Linked DNA regions of Homo sapiens: region 2 is linked to region 1. A link is a loop called in an ENCODE intact Hi-C map of the cell type or tissue named here. Cell type or tissue: IMR-90. All regions are shown on one strand. Links, peaks and the distances in the headings refer to the core of each region. The heading gives the core; the rest is flanking DNA. Region 1 has its middle 49 kb from the start of MATCAP2. Region 2 has its middle 120 kb from the start of SEPTIN7.

Region 1 (10,360 bases), core at 1,119-9,118:
ACTCCCCTTTATAAAACCATCAGATCTCATGAGACTTATTCACTGTCATAAGAACAGCATAGGAAAGACTTGCCCCCATGACGTAATTACCTCGCACCAGGTCCCTCCCATGACACGTGGGAATCTTGGGAGCTACAATTCAAGATGAGATTTGGGTGGGGACACAGCCAAACCATATCAGAGGGACAATTTTTTTTCTTTTTTTGAGACGGAGTTTCACTCTTGTTGTCCAAGCTGGAGTGCAATGGTGCGATCTCGGCTCACTGCAACCTCCACCTCCTGGGTTCAGGTGATTCTTCTGCCTCAGCCTCCCAAGCAGCTAGGATTACAGGCATCCGCCACTGTGCCTGGCTAATTTTTTTGTATTTTTAGTTTCACCATGTTGGCCAGGCTGCTCTCAAACTCCTGATTTCAGGTGATCCACCTGCCTTTGCCTCCCAAAGTGCTGGGATTACAGGCATGGGCCACCATGCCTGGCCTCAGAGGGACAATTTTGTCTTAAGGTACTATCCTGTTCATTTAATAAACTTTTATGCAGAACGTATCAAGCAGGACCTGTGCTGATTACCAGAGATCCTCTGGTGAATAAGAGAAGAGAAGAGAAGAAGCACAGAAGAAGGTTATGGCACAGCCACATTCCCTTGACCAAAAAGTGCTACAGAAAAAATGTACACTCTGGTCAGTGGGCCTGCCTGTGTGTTTGAAGCAGAGGGGAAGATAATTTGCTAAATGGTGATTGTTCACAGGATTTTATTACTGCTTTTTGCACAGGATTTTATTACTGCTTTTTGCAAGGCTTATGTTTGGAATAAAAGCACCTTCCCAGGGGAAGTAGTAGACCAGGAATGCAGTTGCCTGGGTCATCATAGGCCTGTGGGAGATCCCCTGAGACCTCCTGCAGATGCCCATGGGAGCCAACACTGTATCTTTAAGAAGATGAGCATGAAGCCAGGATGGAGAGAAGAGTGTGGTGCCCTCACCCATCAGGGGCAAGTAACCAGGTATAATAGTTTTCATGCTGCTGATAAAGACATACCTGAGACTGGGCAATTTCCAAAAGAAAGAAGTTTATTGTACTTACAGTTCCACGTGGCTGGGGAGGCCTCACAATCATGGTGAAAGGTGAAGGTGAAAAGCCCGTGGTGAAAGGTGAAGGTGAAAAGCCCGTCTCACATGGCAGCAGACAAGAGAAGAGAGTTTGTGCAGGGAAACTCCCCCTTATAAAACCATCAGATCTCGTGAGACTTATTCACTACCACGAGAACAGCATGGAAAAGACCTGCCCCCATGATTCAATTACCTCCCACCAAGTCCCTCCCACAACACGTGAGAATTCAAGATGAGATTTGGGTGGAGACCCATCCAAACAATATCATTCCGCCCTGGCCTCTCCCAAATCGCATGTCCTCACATTTCAAAACCAATCATGCCTTCCCAGTAGTCCCCCAAAGTCTTATTTCAGCATTAACTCAAAAGTCCACAGTCCAAAGTCTCATCCGAGACAAGGCAAGTCCCTTCCTCCTATGAGCCTGTAAAATCAAAATCAAGTTAGTTACTTCCTAGATGCAATGGAGATACAGGCATTGGGTAAATACAGCCATTCCAAATGGGAGAAATTGGCCAAAACAAAGGGGTGACAGGCCCCATGCAAGTCTGAAATCTAGTGGGCAGTCAAATCTTAAATCTCCAAAATTGTCTCCCTTGACTCCATGTCTCACACCGAGGTCACATTGATGCACGAGATGGGCTCCCATGGCCTTGGGTAGTTTCACCCCTGTGGCTTTGCGGTCCCCCATCTGGCTGCTTTCACTAGCTGGCGTTGAATGTCTGTGGCTTCTCCATGTGCAAGCTATCGGTGGATCTACCATTCTGGAGTCTGGAGGACGGTAGCCCTCTTCTTACAGCTCCACTAGGTGGTGACCCGGTAGGGACTCTGTTGAGGCTCCCACCCCACATTTGCCTTCTGCACTGCCCTAGCAGAGGTTCTCCATGAGGGACCTGCCCCTGCAGCAAACTTCTGCCTGGGCATCCAGGCATTTTCATACATCCTCTGAAATCTACGCAGAGGTTCCCTAACCTCAATTCTTGAACATGTGGGAATTCAAGATGAGATCTGGGTGGGGACACAGCCAAACCATATGACCAGGCTTTGAATCCACACAACATAGAAGCTGCCAAGGCTTGGGGCTTCCACCATCTGAAGCAATAGCCCAAGCTGTGCCTTGGCCCCTTTTAGTCATCGCTGGAGCAGCTGAGATGCAGGGCATCAAGTCCCTAGACTGCATACAGCACAGGGACCCTGGGCCCAGCCCATGAAACCATTTTTTCCTCCTAAACCTGAGGGCCTGTTATGGGAGGGACTGCCACAAAGGTCTCTGACATGTCCTGGAGACATTTTCCCTATTGTCTTGGTGATTAACATGCAGCTCCTCGTTACGCAAATTTCTGCAGCCAGCCTGAATTTCTCCTCAGAAAATGGGATTTTCTTTTCTATCACATTGTCAGGCTGCAAGCTTCCCAAACTTTTATGCTCTGCTTCCCATTTAAAACTGAATGCTGTCTGGGTGCGGTGGCTCACACCTGTAATTCCAGCATGTTGGGAGGCTGAGGCAGGTGGATCACCTGAAGTCAGGAGCTTGACACTAGCCTGGCCAACATGGTGAAATGCTGTCTCTACTAAAAATACAAAAAATTAGCTGGGCATGGTGGCGCACGCCTGTAATCCCAGCTACTTCAAAGGCTGAGGCAGGAGAATCGCTTGAACCTGGGAGGCAGAGGTTGCAGTGAGCTGAGATCATGCCACTGCACTGCAGCCTGGGTGACAGAGTGAGACTCTGTCTTAAAAAAACAAAAAAACCAAAAAACCCAAGTCACTTCTCCAATGCTTTGCTGCTTAGAAATTTCTTCCAGCAAATACCCTAAATCATCTCTCTCAAGTTCAAAGCTCCACAAATCTCTAGGGTAGGGGCAAAATCCTGTCCCTCTCTTTGCTAAAACATAACAAGAGTCACCTTTGCTCCAGTTCCCAACAAGTTCCTCAATTCCATCTGAGACCACCTCAACCTGGATTTCATTGTCCATATCATTATCAGCATTTTGGTCAAAGCCATTCGACAAGTCTCTGGGGAGTTCCAAACTTTCCCACATTTTCCTGTCTTCTTCTGAAGCCTCCAAACTGTTCCAATCCCTGCCTATTACCCACTTCCAAAGTCGCTTTCAATTTTTTGGGTATCTTTTCAGCAGCACCCCACTGCTGGGACCAATTTACTATATTAGTCAGTTTTCACATTGCTGATAAAGACATACCCGAGACTGGGCAATTTACAGAAGAAAGAGGTTTATTGGACTTACAGTTTTACATGGCTGGGGAGGCCTCACAGTCATGGCAGAAGGTGAAAGGCATGTCTCACATGGCAGCAGACAAGAGAAGAGAGCTTGTGCAGGGAAACTCCCCCTTATGAAACCATCAAATCTCATAAGACTTATTCACTGTCACGAGAACAGCATGGGAAAGACCTGCCCCCATGATTCAATTACCTCCCACTGATTCCCTCCTGCAACATGTGGGAATTCAAGATGAGATTTGGGTGGGGACACAGCCAAACCATATGACCAGGCTTTGAATCCAAACCTTTGTCTGCACTTGTGAAAGTCTTGTCAGTCACCTGTGGTTTTTATCCATTTTTGATAGCTAAAGGAGTTAATGTCTTGAAACTCATGGCAGGATGTAAAATACCTATGCTTGTCAGCAAGTTGTGGGAGCACTTTATGAATACGTGGAACTTCAGTGGACAATCATTTCAAGAGACTATAGAGTTCTGGAGATTTTTTTCCCCCAACATCGGGGTGAGATAAACCTGAAAAAATCCTGTCACCATATAGATTCAAATTCTTAATATGTAATGACCTAAGGTGTAAATATCCACATTTAGATAAACCAGATATTTTGTTCTCTTGCCATTTAAAAATACCTCTATTATATTAGGAGTACTTTCCTACTTAATTACTGTTACATCTTCATGAAAATATGGTCCTACACATCAACTGACACTCCTGAATGGAAGAAGACAGTAATTCTTTTTGTCACTCATTTGTGTTGGAGCTCTAATTTGCTCTTTGGTGAGACAGTTGGAGTGTTCTAGTCAGCAATTAGACTTTAATAAGCAGAGGCTGGGCACTGTGGTTCACGCCTGTAATCTTAGCACTTTGGGAGGCCGAGGCAGGTGGATGGATCACTTGAGGTCAGGAGTTCAAGACCAGCCTGGCCAATATGGTGAAACCCCGTCTCTACTAAAAATACAAAAATTAGCCGGGTGGTGGCATGCGCCTATAATCCCAGCTACTCGGAAGGTTAAGGCAGGAGGAGAATCGCTTGAACCCAAGAGGCTGAGGTTGCAGTGAGCTGAGATTGCCCACCACTGCACTCCAGCCTGGGCAACAGAGTGAGACTCTGTCTCAAAAAAAAAAAAAAAGAAAATAAAAGAAAAAACAAAAATTAGCAAGCAGAGAACATCCTCCAGCTTTTGAGCATCAAGGGCACCAAGAATCTCTGCATGCTTCTCCACAATTCCCCACTAGAGGGAGCACTGGCTCTTTTATTTTTCCCTTCTCCCGCTCTTCTCCCTTCCAGCAGTTTATCTTTGACTGGAGGTCCCCTAAAATGTTTAATCTTGCAAGTTGACACTTGCAGCTAAATCCTAACCTAAACTCTGATTTCAAGCAAGTGTAAGTGTTGTAGGAAAGATGTATATATTTTAAAGAACCCAAGAAAGGGAGTTACCGAAGTCTCCTGTAGGCCTATTCTAAAAGGTTTCCTCCTCCATCCAATGTAAATTTCACACTGACAAATCTGTCATAAAATTCCTTGAGATGATTTGGCCTTAAAAACAATATACATATTCTGTATATTTCCAGTTTTCAGTCGAGAAATATTTTGAGTAATATTTCATTGTGTCCATTTGAAGTAATATCTGTGTGAGAGATGAGCAATTCGAAATTCAGATCCTGCTTTATCTCAACAGCACAACTGCTTTAGACACTTCTCAGTGAATCCAGCTTTTTTCCCTGTTAGAGAAATGGGAGAAAGGAGGTATTTGGGAAAGTCACTAGATCCTCTGGCCAAGAGAAGCTTCTCAGCTCAGCAAGTAATAATGTCCCACAAACTGAGGTCCCCATTGTTTCTTTTTGTTGGTTTGTTTATTTGTTTTGAGATGGAGGCTGGCTTTGTCGCGCAGGCTGGAGTGCAGTGGTGTGATCTCGGCTCACTGCAACCTTTGCCTCTTGGGTTCAAGCGATTTTTGTACCTCAGCCTCCCAAGTAGCTGGGATTACAAGCATGTGCCACCACGCCCGGCTAATTCTTCTATTTTTAGTAGAGACTGGGTTTTACCATGTTGGCCAGGCTGGTATTGAACTCCTGCCCTCGAGAGATCTGCCCGCCTCGACCTCCCAAAGTTCTCGGATTACAGGAGTGAGCCACCGCACCCAGCCCCATTGTTTCTAGAGCACAGGCAAGGCTGGGAAATTCAGTTTCTAATCTTAAACTCCCCTTTGCTTAGATAACAGCTTTCTAGCTTTCACCAGACCCTGGATTCCCAGTAATAATGCATCCTTCAGACCCTTTAAGCCTCTGGACTGTCTTCAAATAAAATACTGGAAATTGCAGAGGTCTGACTCCCTCTCATCCCAGCCCACCCTCCTCCAGGTACACAGACCTCCTATAAACTGAGGTTCCTTCCGAGGGCTGTTAGGCAAACTTCTGAGGTTTTTAGGAGTTAGATATGTGAGTGGCTTTATCTGAGACAATTCTACAAGAACATGAACATACTAAATGTTGAGGATGAGAATGAAGGCCTTTGCCTCCACAGCCTGCAGAAGCCATCTGGAAGCTGCCAATGGTGGGGACCGAGGCTGAGGCTGGCTCCTAGAAGTTTTCATCCTCTTATGCTTTCACTGCTCCTAGCTGGCAGCACATCTTCCACCCAAGAACCTCAATGCCAAAACCACTCAGAGTCTGACTGCTTCTTGCCAGGAGACCTATGAGACCCCTCTAGGAGATAAGAATGAAAAGATCTGATTTCCAACTTCTCTGCAATTTGGTCTTCTTAGATAAGTAAATGATGATCAATGCTGTTCAGAAAAATTCAGAAGAAAACTTCAGAGAAATTCCTAGAGCTGCAGTTGCTTACCAGTTCTGTAAATAGTAAGGATTTACCCAACATCAGTCTTGTTTGGTAATTAGATTAGTGAAAAAATCCTCACTGCCAGCTCCATTAGGAAAGTGAAGCCAAGGACTTAAGACTTTTAATAAAATAGCCACAGTAACAATAGTTCCCCTGCTGTTATCTGTCTGTCAGCTTCAATCCTAAACTTTTTCAGCTGCCTGGCTGATCTCTGACATAGGGCCAGGTAGCTATCATCCTTGCTACTGAAAGAATCCCTTACCTAGCCATTGAAAGCCACACCAAAATTCCAAGTAAATAAACCACCACAGTTCTTGACATTTTAGTCAGCCCCGTCTATATCGTCTTTAGTATTATTTATGGTAGGCTCAAACTGGGCATGACGGTACGTTCCCAGCTACTTGGGAGGCTGAGGTGGGAGGATCGCTTGAGCCTAGGAGTTTGAGGACAGCCTAGGCAAGATAGCGAGACCTCATTTCTGTAAAGAAAATATGTAACACACACACACACACACGGCAGCACCCTGTTTTAACCAACTCCCTCCACATCAGTATTTCTCAAAGTATGAGCCTCAGAGCATGGCCACCAATTCAACTGGGCCACAGGCCAGGCCTAGTCAATGTTTCTTCATCAGACTCTGGGTTAGGGCTTAGGAATCCACAGGTCAGGAAGTCCCACGGGTGATTCTTCCAGGTATCTACGTGTGAGGACCACTGCCCCGGGAAAAATTCTCCTTGCTGGATATCATGAAGGAAACTGGAGGCCTGGGGAATTGCCCCCCATCACTCAGCAAGTCTGGTGGTATCGACGGCCTAGTCCTTGTGTTCCTGATTCTGTCCTTGGGCTTTTAGAGTCCAGAGAATGGGGGAGATTTATAGTCCAGAAAATTCATAGGAACCCTTCATGCATAGAACAGGTATGGTGCCCATTTGCCAAGAGGTAAAGCCATCTCTGGAATTTCTATTTTAAAATGCCACTTCCAGGTATCTCAGAACTCAGAGCAAAGAGACTACCACACAATACACAGCAGGCCTGGGGCTGGAGCCTGTCACTCTTCTCTGGCTGTGTCCAAAGTAGCTGATGCTGGTGCAGCCACAACCCCAGCCAATCGCACTCACTCCTCATCACTGGAGTCCTCCTTAGTGCGCCTCACCCTGAGCATTGATCCTTTAAGTAAATAATTCATCATGATGAAAGTCAGCAAGACACTGCGTCCTCCATCACTGACTGTGGATCGGAATTCGGCCGGCTAAGCAGACACTATATTAGGCACTCCCAGAACCAAAAGCACCAAGCGAAGCCTGCCTTATGTGGTTTGACCCCAGAGCTCAGGAAAACAGAAGCAGGTGAGAAATCCCTTCCATGGCCTTTTATCTCTCTCCCTTCTTCCTCGTCCCCAGGCCACCTGGAAGGAGGGAGTCGGTGAACCATCTCTTTTCCTGCTGCTCTCTTTAGCAGGCCTTCGAACTTCACTGCCCTTGCAGACCCAAGTTTTCCACATTACCAAGCCCAGCCTGGCCACCCAGGCACACAGATTTGAGAAAAAGAGGGTGCCTCCCTCCATCCCTACCTTCCTGGAGGGATAAAGGCAGAAGCAGGAGACACCCCTGGGAAGCAAGAGCAAGGCCCCAGGGTGCCTAGGACAGGGCCTCACCTTTGCCTTTGAAGCTTATCCTTGCTATCGCAGGCTGCGCCTGCACTCCTGGCCTGCAGTGGCCCGGTGGCCTGGCTACCCCTGAACCTCTGCCGTCTCCTTTCTGCTGTCTGTGTGTTTCTGGGGCAAAACCAAGCTCTCAGGTCAACCTCAGCTACTCAGCCTTCTAAGCAGTTTCCAGAAAGCAGGAAGTAGCAGGAAATGCTCCCTAGACTGTCTCATTTGCATGAGCCCCGCCCACCTTTGTCAAGGACGTTTGTTTTCCGTGACCCTCCTTCCAATCTGACTTCTTTCATTATCCCCCACCCACTGCACTCACTCCTTAGCTCAGTAAAACTCGAGTCCCTAATGCCCTCCCAACAATAATAATTTAATTAAATAATTTGTCGCAATAGAAGTCAGCAGAGTACTTGGGAAATGGCATCTTCCATCACTGACTACTGGCAATTGGCCAGACACCAAAACCAAAAGCTGCAGGGCAATCCTGCCTTATGTGGTTTGACCCTGAAGGTCAGGGTTGCCCCTACTCTCACTGGTGGCCTCTCTCATGCCCAGCAAACTCCTTCCAACAAGGGTCCCCTTGCCTATTTTCAGTGGTGGTTTAAACTCTGTGCCCCCCACTTCTGATGGGGCCCTGACATCTGAACTTGTCCCCCTGTATGGTGTTGGCTCCCACAAAGGGGCCTCCTCATGCTTGGCTGGGGACCGTCCACCCCTGGACACTGCTCAGCTCTGCACAGAAGCCAGGATTGAAAGACATCCTCCAGACTGTAGAAAATTGCCCCCATCCCCAGGGCATGTTCTGCATTTCTCAGTGCCATCCTGCTCACAGATTTGGGTGGTCTGGGAACTCCCCAAACCTTTCCATCCACATTGCACTCCTGTCTTCCCTAGAGACACTTGGCCACCACTGAAGATAATGATGGTGGTGACGATTTCATGCCAAATATATTTCATTTAATCTTTATGACAATATTAAAGGTAGTAGACATACCTCCATTTTTCAGGTAAAGAAACTGAGAGGCTCAGAGGGGTCGAGTGACTTTCCCAAAGTCACACCAATAGTAATTTCCGGAAAGGATCTGAACAGGAGTTTGGGCTCATAACACCCATTATAGCCATGCTCTTAGTGCTACCCAGGGCTTCCCTCACTCTCTTCCTGTCAATGCCCTGAAACTTGCTTCAACCTCCAGCTCCACCTGGCACCTTTCCAGGGACCCACTCCCAAAGGGTGGGTAAATGTCACCCTAGCTCTGATGCTCAGACGCAGAGATACTGCAGAGAGGATGGGGTAGTGGTGGTGGAAGAAAGCAAGGAAGGGAGAGGACACCCTTGAGGTGAGAGACAAGCTTCACTGGTAACCCCAGGGTTTCTCTGCTCTCTGCTCTCTCCCTCCCCACATCAGGATCTGCCCTGGGTGACAAGACCAAGGGAGGTGAGCTGGTGGAGACCGGCACCATCCCAGGTCTCCCTCAGCCTATTTGTTGCTGCTCTTGGCTACAGAGCCTTCTTTGGGGAGGCGGGCAGAGCCACATTCCACCTGACTTTGTGGGGCTGAGTAGTTCTCCTGCATTCCCTCTCTGAACTTCATTCATTCATTTGCTTCTCCAATGCCATGATGTGCCAGGTTCTGGGGATACAGACATGATCATCTATTAGTCTCCTAGGGGTGTCATAACAAATTACCATCAATTGAGAGGCTTACAACTAGAGAAATTTATTCACCCATGGTACTGGAGTCAGGGAGTCCAAAATCAAGGTATGAGCGAGGCCACTCCCTCTGAAGCCTGCAGGGAGGACCCTGCCTCTCCTCTTCCAGCCTCGGACGCTGCTCCGCAGTGTTCCTTGGCTTGCAGCTCCATCACTGTAATCTCTGCCTCCGTGGCCACTTGGCCCTCTCCCTGTTTGTTTCTGTTTTTTCTTCTTCTTATATGAATACTAAGTCATATAGGATGAAGGGCTCACTCTACTCCAGTAGGACCTTATCTTAATTGTGTCTGCAATGACCCTATTTGCAAATAAAGTCACAGTCTAAAGTACTAGGGGTTAGGATTTTAATATAAATTTTGAGGGGACACATTTCAGCCCATAAGAAAAGGTAACAGCCTCCCTGCTCTTAAAACATCATCATGATCAATCATCACCATCGTCATCATCATCATCATCATCATCGGGACTGTCATCTTCAGGTAAGCTTCCCTCTACTTCTCTACATGTGCAGTCTGGCTGGGAGGCAGGCCTGACAGCCGAGGCACTCCACGGTTTGATGTGTGTTCTCATAGAGGAATGTCCCACCCTTGACGGGAGCACAGCAGACCCATCATGGAAGGCTCTGGAAGGGCAGGTTTCCCCACCCGCTCCCAACTGCCTGGGCAGTTGACCTATAGGCACCCTAGTTCAACTTGTCCAAAACGGGGATTAGCATCTTCTCCCCAAACCTGGCTCTTTTCCTGAATTTTTCTTTTTTCTTTTTTTTTAAACCTAACAAAGATCAACTTCTTAGAAACCTGAAGCTGGTCAGGGTG
Region 2 (10,360 bases), core at 1,565-9,564, 400 kb after region 1:
TTCTAAGAGGTGGGAGGGGGTATCTTTTATAAGAGGTATCTTTTATACTGGGACCCTTTGAGTAATCTAGCTCATGCAAGGCATTCCTCTTCATGAAGGACTGAGCTACCTGACTTCTGACCAGAAACAGATGATTTTTTTTTCTTTTTTTGACCAGAAACAGATGGTCTGTTTGAGCCCAGGAGTTCCAGTCTGCATTGGGCTATCATCGTGCCACTGCACTCCTGCCTGGGCAACAGAGCAAGACCCCGTCTCAACAAAAAAATAAAAATAAAACATAAGCAGTAGTTAAACCAGGAGGGAATGGAGTGGGTGGGGGCATAAGGTCATTTTTTTTAAGCATATAAAAGTTTTAAAGGACTGTTATTGTTTCAACTTAATACCCTGACAAATTTCTGCTCTTGGCATGCCACCATGCCCAGCTAATTAAAAAAACATTTTTTTCTTGAGAGAGAGGGTCTCGCTTTGTCACCCAGGCTGGAGTGCAGTGGCATGAACACAGCTCACTGCAGCATCAACCTGGGTTCAAGGGATCCTCCTGCCTCAGTTTCCTAAGTAGCTGGGACTACAGATGTAGGCCACCATGCCTAATTTAAAAAAAATTTTATAGACACAGGGTCTCACTATGTTGCTCAGGCTGGTCTTGAACTTGTGGGCTCAAGTGATCAATTTTCCACCTCAGCCTCCCAAAGTGTTGGCATTATAGGTATGAGCCACTATACCCAGACTTTAAAAAATTTTTTGTAGAGATGGGGTCTTGCTATGTTGCCCAAGCTGTTCTCAAACTGTCCTCAAGCTCCTGGCCTCAAGTGATTTTCTACCTTGGCCTCCCAAAGTGCTGGAATTAAAGGCGTGGCCTGTGTGGTTCTTTTGGCACTTACACGTGGTCTTGTCTGGCCGGTCGTCTGGTCCTGTCTGTTTCTACCTTTCCTCTTTCTCCAGGGAAAACCTAAGCTTTCCTTATTTGTCCTCATTTGTGTTTTTCTGGGTCTATGGGCAGAGTAGAGTTCTGGAACGGTTTCCTAAAGCAGCCAAGCCCTACCCATTGATTTCTAAGTGCATTTAGAAAAACACATATAAGGCCTGGCGTGGTGGCTCACGCTTGCAATCCCAGCACTTTGGGAGGCCGATACGGGTGGATCTCGAGGTCAGGAGTTCAAGATCAGCCTGACCAACATGGTGAAACCCCATCTGTATTAAAAATACAAAAATTAGGCCGGGCACGGTGGCTCACACCTGTAATCCCAGGACTTTGGGAGGCCGAGGTGGGAGGATCACCTGAGGTCAGGAGTTTGAGACCAGCCTGGCCAACATGGTGAAACCCCAACTCTGCTAAAAAAAAAAAAAAAAAAACAAAAATCAGCTGGGCGTGATGGCACATGCCTTTAGTCCCAGCTACTTGGGAGGCTGAGGCAGGAGAATCACTTGAAGCTGGGAGGCAGAGGCTGTAGTGAGCTGAGATCGTGCCACTGCATTTTCAGCCTGGGTGACAGAGTGAGACTCTGTCTTAAAAAAAATGGTGGAGACTTTAGAAGGGAGACTTTTGTTAACGGATTACTGAACTACAGCTGCCCTTGGGGAAGCCTCCTGTCCTCTCTCTGGTTCATAGCGGTGCCACAGCTGTTATGTTATCTCAGATCTCCAGTTATATCAAGGAGTGACTGATAGTAATATTCTTTTTTTTTTTTTTTTTTTTGGAGATAGCATCTCACTCTGTTGCTCTGGCTGGAGTGCAGTGGCTTGCTCTCGGCTCACTGCAACCTCTGCCACCCGGGTTCAAGCAATTCTCCTGCCTCAGCCTCTCGAGTAGCTGGGATTACAGGCACCCACCACCACACCTGGCTAATTTTTGTATTTTTTTAGTAGATTCAGGGTTTCACCATGTTCGTCAGGCTGACGTTGAACTCCTGACCTCAGGTGATCGGCCCACCGCAGTCTCCCAAAGTGCTGGGATTACAGGCGTGAGCCACTGTGCCGGGCCAAGGGGGCTGATATTCTTAAAACCAAATATTTAAAAAATGTAAATATGTTAATAGAATATTCTTGAATGTTCCCAACTGTAGTTCCCAACTACAGAGCCAGTCCTCTACCTTCTAGTGAAAGCTTCCGGTGGACAAGAAAAGCTTGGGAAAGCCAGAAGGAATAGGAAGCACAGCTCAGGGTGGTCCGCGGCTTCATCAATCAAAAGGACAATTCTTTTTTTTTTTTTTTAAGAGATAAGGTCTCACTCCATCGCCCAGGCTGGTGTGCAGTGACCCAATCACAGCTCACTGCAGCCTTGAACTTCTGGGCTCAAGAGATCCTCCCAGCTCCTCCTGAGTAGCTGGGACCACAGGTGCACACCACCATGCCTTGCTAACTTTTATTTTTATTTTTTTTAATTTTTTGAGATGCAGTCTTGCTCTGTCACCCACGCTGGAGTGCAATGGCACGATCTCGGTCCACTGCAACCTCCGCCTCCCGAGTTCAAGTGATCCTTTTGCCTCAGCCTCCCAAGTAGCTGGAATTACAGGCACATGCCACCAGGCCCTGCTAATTTTTGTATTTTTGTAGAGACAGGGTTTCACCATGTTGGCCAGGCTGGTTTTGAACGCCTGACCTCAGGTGATCCGCCCGCCTCAGCCTCCCAAAGTGCTAGGATTACAGGCGGGACCCACCGCACCCAGACCCTTGCTAATTTTTAAACTTTTTGTAGAGATAGAGTCTCACTATGTTGCCCAGGCTGGTCTCAAGCTCTTGGCCTCAAGCAGTCCTCCCACCTCAGCCTCCCAAAGTGCTGGGATTACAGGCATGAGCCACCATGCCCAGCCCCAGAAGGGCAATTATTACACAGTGACAGTGGAAGGAACAGAGACACAGTCGGTGGGTGGTGGGAAGATAAGAATATTCACTCTGGGCCGGTCACAGTCCACGCGTGTAATCCCAGCACTTTGGGAGGCCAAGGTGGGCGGATCACGAGGTCAGGAGATTGAGACCATCCTGGCTAGCACAGTGAAACCACGTCTCTACTAAAAATACAAAAAATTAGCCGGGCGTGGTGGCGGGCGCCTGTAGTTCCAGCTACTAGGGAGGCTGAGGCAGGAGAATGGCGTGAACCCAGGAGGCGGAGCTTGGAGTGAGATTGCACCACTGCACTCCAGCCTGGGCGACAGAGCAAGACTTTGTCTCAAAAAAGAGAGAGAGAAAAAAAAAGAATATTCACTCTGATGGCTTCTAATAACGTTAGAGAAGTGAGCTTCAGCTGAGCAGAAGAGAGGGAGGGAAGGAAGCACAGGAGGTTTGAGGAGAGAGAGAGGAAGTATGAAATCACCGTTGCAAACCTCCTGGGGGAATATAAAGCGGTTGCCAGGCAGCCTACTTGAAGTCTGTGAATTTAAAGTGAAAGTCTGGCCAGGCCGAGCTCAGTGGCTTACTCCTGTAATCCCAGCACTTTGAGAGGCCGAGGTAGGTGGATCACCTGAGGCCAGGAATTTGAGACCAGCCTGACCAACATGGTGAAACCCCATCTCTACTTAAAATATAAAAGCTAGCCATGCATGGTTGTGGGCACCTGTAATCCCAGCTACTCAGAAGGCTGAGGTGGGAGAATCGCTTGAACCCAGGAGGCAGAGATTGCAGTGAGCCGAGATCGCTCCACTGCACTCCAGCCTGGGCAGTACAGCCAGACATGGTGGCTCACACCTGTAATCCCGGCACATTGAGGGGTTGAGGTGAGGAGGATTGCTTGAGGCCAGGAGTTCAACAGCAGCCTGGGCAACATGATGAGACCTCATCTCTACAGAAAATTAGAAAATCAGCTGGGCGTGGTGTGGTGCACGTCTATGATTCCAGCTCCCAGGGAGGCTGAGGTGGGAGGATCGCTTGAGCCCAGGAGGTGGAGGCTCCAGCGAGCTCTGATCACACCACTGCACTCCAGCCTGTGTGACAGAGTGAGAAGCTGTCTCTAAAATAAATAAACAAATGAATAAATAGATGAATAAATAAAGTAAAAGTTCAGCTGAGTGTGTGCTTTCCCAGTGATGCTTGGCTGTCAGGTGCAGACGCAAGACATCTAGCCCGTTCATGTCACCCTTGTTGAGGGGAACAATGTCAGGAGAGAGAGAGAAAAAGGAGTTTACTTATTTATTTTTTTTGAGAAGGAGTCTCCCTCTGTCACCCAGGCTGGAGTGCAGTGGTGTGTGATCTCAGCTCACTGCAACCTCTACCTCCCGGATTCAAGTGATTCTCCTGCGTCAGCCTTCCCAGTAGCTGGGATTACAGGTGCCCACCGCCACACCTGGCTAATTTTTGTATTTTCAGTAGAGACGGGTGTTTCGCCATGTTGGCCAGGCTGGTCTCAAACACCTGACCTCAAGTGATCCATCCGCTTCGGCCTCCCAAAGTGCTGGGATTACAGGCGTGAATCACCTCGCCCTGCAGGAGTTGATTTTAATTATGAACGATGATTAAGGAAGGCAGTGGACACAGAGAGAGTGACAGTGAGGTGATGAGGCCAAGTGGAGAGTTCTGGAACGAGAGAGGTCAGTGGGGAGCTGTCTGAAGTCTCCTTTCTGGGTGATGGAGGGTCCCAGGTGTGACCGCAGGCAGGGAGAGGTGGCTGAGAGGCACACTGGAAAAGGTCACTGGAGCTGCAGCAGTCCTGGTGCCCAGAGAGACAGGGAGTAGCCTGCCCTGTCCACGTGGGTGACATCACCCTCGGGGAGTAGCCTGGCCTGTCCACGTGGGTGATGACGCCCTCAGGGAGTAGCCTGGCATGTCCACGTGGGTGACGACGCCAACGTCTTGTATGAAATCACTGTTGCAAACCTCCTGGGGAATGTAGAGGGGTTGCCAGGCAGCAATCCCTCTAACGACATGACAAGAATGATGGAGAACACTGTCAACTGAGAGCCCAAGTCCTCAGTGGATGAGGAGGTGTAAGCAGAAGACCAGCAGACAGCAGTCACCGAGAGGGACAGCAGGTGACTCTGCTGCCTTTGGAAGAGAAATGTCTTGGACGCAACCACAGGAAGCATGGAGGATATAGACCCTACTTTAGATTCTGCGGTATGTGGGGTATAGGAGAAAAAAAAGACTCCCTGCACCAGATGGTGCCAGCGGAATTGGGGTCCTGAGGGGACAGTGGGGTCGGAGGGAGGGGACCCTCTTGCAAGAGGCTGAGTGGCAGTTCCAGAGCCGATGATGTCATCAGAGGAGCTGGGGCAGGATGAGGGGTGAGGAGGAGGGTCCAGTCATATTAGACAATGCACAGATCCAGGGGAAGGGCCCATGGCACAGAGGCTCTGTCCTTTGAGGGTCACTGAACCAACAGGGGAAGGTGAGGCATGAGGAAAATAGCCGTGGATGTCCAGCCACAGTGGCTTACACCTGTCATCCCAGCACTTTGGGAGGCTAAGGAGGGTGGATCACCTGAGGTCAGGAGTTCAAGACTAGCCTGGCCAACATGGGGAAGCCCCGTCTCTACTAAAAATACAAAAATTAGCCGGGCATGATGGCGGGCACCTGTAATCCCAGCTACCTGGGAGGCTGAGGCAGGAGAATCACTTGAACCCAGGAGGCAGTGGTTGCAGTGAGCCGAGAGCGTGCCACAGCACTCCAGCCTGGGCAACAAGAGCGAAACTCTTTCGGGAAGGGGAGAGGAGGGGAGGGGAAAGGAGGGGAGAAGGAAGGAAGGATAGAAGGAAAGACGGAAAGAAGGAAGGGAGTGAGAGAGAGAGAGAAAAGAAAGAAAGAAGAAAGAGAGAGAAGAAAGAAAAAGAAAGAAAGAAAAAGAAAGGAAGAAAAAAGAAAGAAGGAAGAGAGAAAGAAAGAAAGAAAGAAAGAAAGAAAGAAAGAAAGAAAGAAAGAAAAAGAAAAGAAAAGAAAAGAAAAAGAAAATAACCGTGGATGACCTCAGACGGCTGCAGGTGACATTTCAAGCTGTGAGTTTGAGGGGTGTGGATGCTCCAGGCAACTGTGGGGTAACTGCGCCCTCTGGTGGCCATATATGGCTAAAGCAAGTACAAGTCCAGACTCACACCTGGAGAACAGGTGCCATTGCCTGAAAGCAACAGTAACCACGACAACAAGGCCAGGTGCAGAACCCAGGTCTCCCCTCATTATTAGAACCTGTGGAGAGATCATGAACGTATTCCCCGATAAGTTCATTTTTAGGGGTAAAAAAGCTCAACAATCTCCCACAGTGTCACTTCTCCCAGGAATATGTGTATGTTGCCCTTGACAAACTGTTGCCCTTGACGAAGAAATGTACCAATTTCCAATGGCAGCATATTTAATTGAGGAAAGATCTCATTAACAGATGTAAGTGCAGGGTCTCAGCATCAGAATTTCCCTTCAGTGTTTTATTATAAAAACGTTTGGGGTGTGGGGCTTACACCTGTAATCCTAACAATTTGGGAGGCCAAGGTGGGAGGATCACTTGAGGACAAGAGTTTGAGACCAGCCTGGGTAATTAGCCAAATGCAGTGGAGCGCACTCGTAGTTTCAGCTTCTTGGGAGGCTGAGAAGGGAGCATCCCTTGAGCCCAGGAGTTGAGGCTGCAGTGAGCTAGGATCACATCATTGCACTCCTGCCGGGGAAACAGAGCAAGACCCTGTCTCTAAAAAATAAATGAATTAACACTCTTAAGAAATGTTCAAACTTAATGAAAAGTTGAAAGAATTTTGCAGTGAACATCCATACCCACCCCTGAAGTCTACAATTATCATTTCATTATGCTCAGTTTATCATATAATCTATTCAACTATCCATCCCTCAAACCATCCTATTTGGAGGCATTTCAAAATGAATTGCAGCATTAGTACATTTCACCCCTAAACACTTCAGCACACATAACAAGACTCTCATATTTATTTATAGTCCTTTTTAATTTGGACATAAAATACGCATATAGGTCAGGCGCTGTGGCTCAAGCCTGTAATCCCAACACTTTGGGAGGCCGAGGTGGGTGGATCCCTTGAGCTCAGGAGTTCAAAATCAGCCTGGGCAATGTGGTGAAACCCCGTTTCTACTAAAAATACAAAAATTAGCTGGGTATGGTGGCACATACCTGTAATCCCAGCTACTCGGGAGGCTGAGGTGGGAGAATCACTTGAACCCGGGAGGCAGAGGTTGAAGTGAGCTGAGATGGGCTGAAATCTGCTTCCTGGGAACACTTATCTTGTTGATTTGGCACCATGCACCACATGAAGTGAGTTCTGATTCCTCTTCCTTATAAAAGCTCTTAAACTGTCCAAAGATGGCCATTCTGTCCCTTTGAGTCACTTCATCTGACACAGAATCTGCAGTTTCTCTACCTGTTCATGCCCCAGGCAAAGCTTCCAGCACTCAGCACTTCACTGGCTAGGCTTTCATGTTTGCAAGGGTGCTGACACATCTCATCTTTCTATGTCAGTGGAAGAAAAGAGACGGTTCAGAGCTGGCCTGCAGTGACAGAGGAACAAGGCCTGTTTGCGGTGGATATGATTGGATGGCCAGGACAGGAAGCCAGGACCTGGAAGGAGAGCAAACAAAATGAGTTTTTCAAAAAGCTAGATGACAGTGGAACCATGCAGAGATGAAAAACGGTGCAACAGGAAACTAGGAAAGCAGAAAACAGAAATAGTGTAATTTCGTAACATTAACAGAGGTAAGTAACATGACATTAGTGATATTTCACAGGGGATATTGGTCAGTGCCTGCAGCAAAATGTTTGAATGCCTTTTAATTGCAAAATTAATGCTTGCGTAAGTTTTCTTTGTTAAAAAATGAAAACAATTCAGATAAGTCTAAAATGTCCCTGGTCCCTACTGTCCTTCCTTCCCTACCCAATTCCAGAAGTGTGTGTGTATGAGCAGGTGCATGGGTGAACATTTGCATGTGTGTGTGTATATATATATATGTGTATGAGCGATCTGTGCCTTAAGGGCATGTTCCTGCTGCAGATAACTAGCCAGACCCACCCCTTTATTTCATATATGTATATGTGTGTATATATATGTACACATGTATACATGTGTATATGCATGTATATATACACATGTATACATGCACCTGTGTACATACGCATATATACATATATGTACATGCATGCATCTGTGTATATATACATATATACATATATGTACGTGCATGTATACATATATGTACACATACATTATATGTGTACACACGCATGCATATGTGTACATAAATATATGTAGGTATGCATGGATACGTGTGCATATACATATGTGCAAATACATATCTATATACACATATCTACGTGCACATACATATCTATGTACACATATCTATGTATACATATATTTATGTATATATACACACACGTACATATCTATATACTTGTATGCATATATAGAGAGAGAATGAAAGAGAGAGAATAGAGATTTATTGTAAGGAATTGGTAAGGAATAGGTATGTATACATAGGTTTATGTATATATACATATGTGTACATAATCTATATATATTTATGTGTGTGTGTGTATATATATATATAGAGAGAGAGAGAGAGAGAGAGGGACAGAAAGAGAGAAGAGAGAGAGATTTATTGTAAGGAATTGGGTCACACAATTGTGGAAGCTGGCAAGTCCAAAATATGCAGGCAGGGTAACTCCAGCCATCAGTGTGGAGACCCAGGGAAGAAGTGATGTTGCACCCTGAGTCCAAAGAAAGCCCGGAGGCATAATTCCTTCTTCCTTGGGGGAGGTCAGCCTTATTTCTTTTAAGGCCTTCAACTGATTAAGTGAGGCCCATCCCACTATGGAGAGTAATCTGTTTTATTCAAAGTACACTGATCTAAATGTTAATCTTACCTAAATAATACCTTTACAAAAACATCTAAGATAGTATTCAGCCATGGCCTAGCCATGAGATATTTAAAATTAACTGTCACAATATGGAATGCATATAAACATTCCTATATAATTAAAATATGCTATATTTTGTGTGCATTATTTAAATGTTATTATAGCATATGACCTGCTTTTATCACTCAAAGTTATGATTAGAGTTCTTTCTTTAATAGGAAATAAAGGAATACCTCATTCTTTCTCAATGTTATGCTTAGACGTATTTCCTTAAGAAGAAATAAAGGAATACTTCATTCTCGCTTTCTACATAGTATTCTGTTCTATGGCTATATCCTGATTTATTTAGCCATTACTCTAAAAATTGGCATTATATTATTCCCAGCTGGTGAGCTGCTTGATCGTGAATTCAAGCAAACTTCTTGAATTCTTTTAAAATGGCGGTCAATATTCTGTTCCTGGGCAGGTGCAGTGGCTCATGCCTGTAATCCCAGCACTCTGGGAGGCCAAGGTGTAAGGCTCACTTTAGGCCAGGAGTTTGAGACTGGACTAGGCAATGTGGTGAAATCCTGTTACTACAAAAAATACAAAAATTAGTTAGGCATGGTGGCATGCATCTGTAGTCCCAGCTACTGGGAGGCTGAGGTTGGAGGATCGCTTGAGCTGAAGAGGTGAAGGCTGCAGTGAGCAATGTTCAGTGCACTGCACTTCAGCCAGGACACTGGAGTTGAGAGAAAGGAAGGAAAGAAGGAAGGAAGGAAGGAAAGAAGGAAGGAAGGAAAGAAAGAAGGAAGGAAGGAAGGAAAGAAGGAAGGAAGGAAAGAAAGAAGGAAGGAAGGAATGAAGGGAAGGAAGGAAGGAAGGGAAGGAAGGGGAAGAAAGAAAGATGAAAGAAAGAGAGAAAGAGAAAGAAAGAAAGAGAGAGAAAAAGAAAGAAAGAAAGAGAAAGAAAGAAAGAAAGATAAAAAGAAAGAATTTTGTCCCAGGAAGAGGGCCGGCCTGATGTGGTTCCAGCAAACTGACACAGGCCAAAGTGTGCATGTTACAGAGAAGATCAGGAGGGTGTCAGGACTTCCAAACACCTGGAGCAAATTCTGGAGGCCCACCTGTTGCCATTGATGTGGCAGATCCCAGCATACGAGGAGCAAAGGAGAGATGACCTTCTTGTGGCTCTGAGAGTCCATAACCCTCTGAGGAAGATTAAGCAACAGGCACATTCTCACATTTATTTAATCTTTAACACCCCTACTGGCTAGGTATTGTTAACTGAATATCACAGATGAAGGACCCAAGGCCAGAGAACTAAAGGCTATGCCTGGCCTAATACCTTTTCCACTACAGTGCTCCCTGATGGTGGACTTTCATATCAAAAAAGCACAAGCAGTTACAAGCAGTAGCAGTAATAGAAGTAAAAATGATGGCAATAATGCCATGCAATAGAATGCTTATTATATGCCCAGCTGGGTTCTCAGTGTTTGGCGTGTAGCAATTCAATGAATTTCTGCAACAGCGTCATAAAGTAAGTACTATTATTAATTCCATCTTGCAGATTAAGAAACTAAGTGTGGCTGA

The links. Hi-C counts contacts between places; a loop is a spot of excess contacts. Peaks named below come from ENCODE experiments on the same cell type or tissue, not always from the same donor. Only the 100,000 strongest peaks of a DNase experiment are listed, where the experiment ranks them.
Region 2: it touches region 1 in a loop (11-fold over the local background); 30 of 110 quality-filtered maps call a loop at or near these places.

The regions. Positions count from the first base shown.
Region 1 is chr7:36,313,440-36,323,799 of GRCh38, reverse strand. No RefSeq gene overlaps it. Among named protein-coding and RNA genes, the nearest start is that of MATCAP2, 49 kb to the left of the region's middle. In IMR-90, for the core only: a CTCF peak has its summit at 4,574 (motif pointing right); no DNase peak of the experiment used is centred there; H3K27me3 peaks cover 161 bases.
Region 2 is chr7:35,912,778-35,923,137 of GRCh38, reverse strand. It overlaps a transcript of SEPTIN7 not described here. Among named protein-coding and RNA genes, the nearest start is that of SEPTIN7, 120 kb to the right of the region's middle. In IMR-90, for the core only: a CTCF peak has its summit at 5,974 (motif pointing left); no DNase peak of the experiment used is centred there.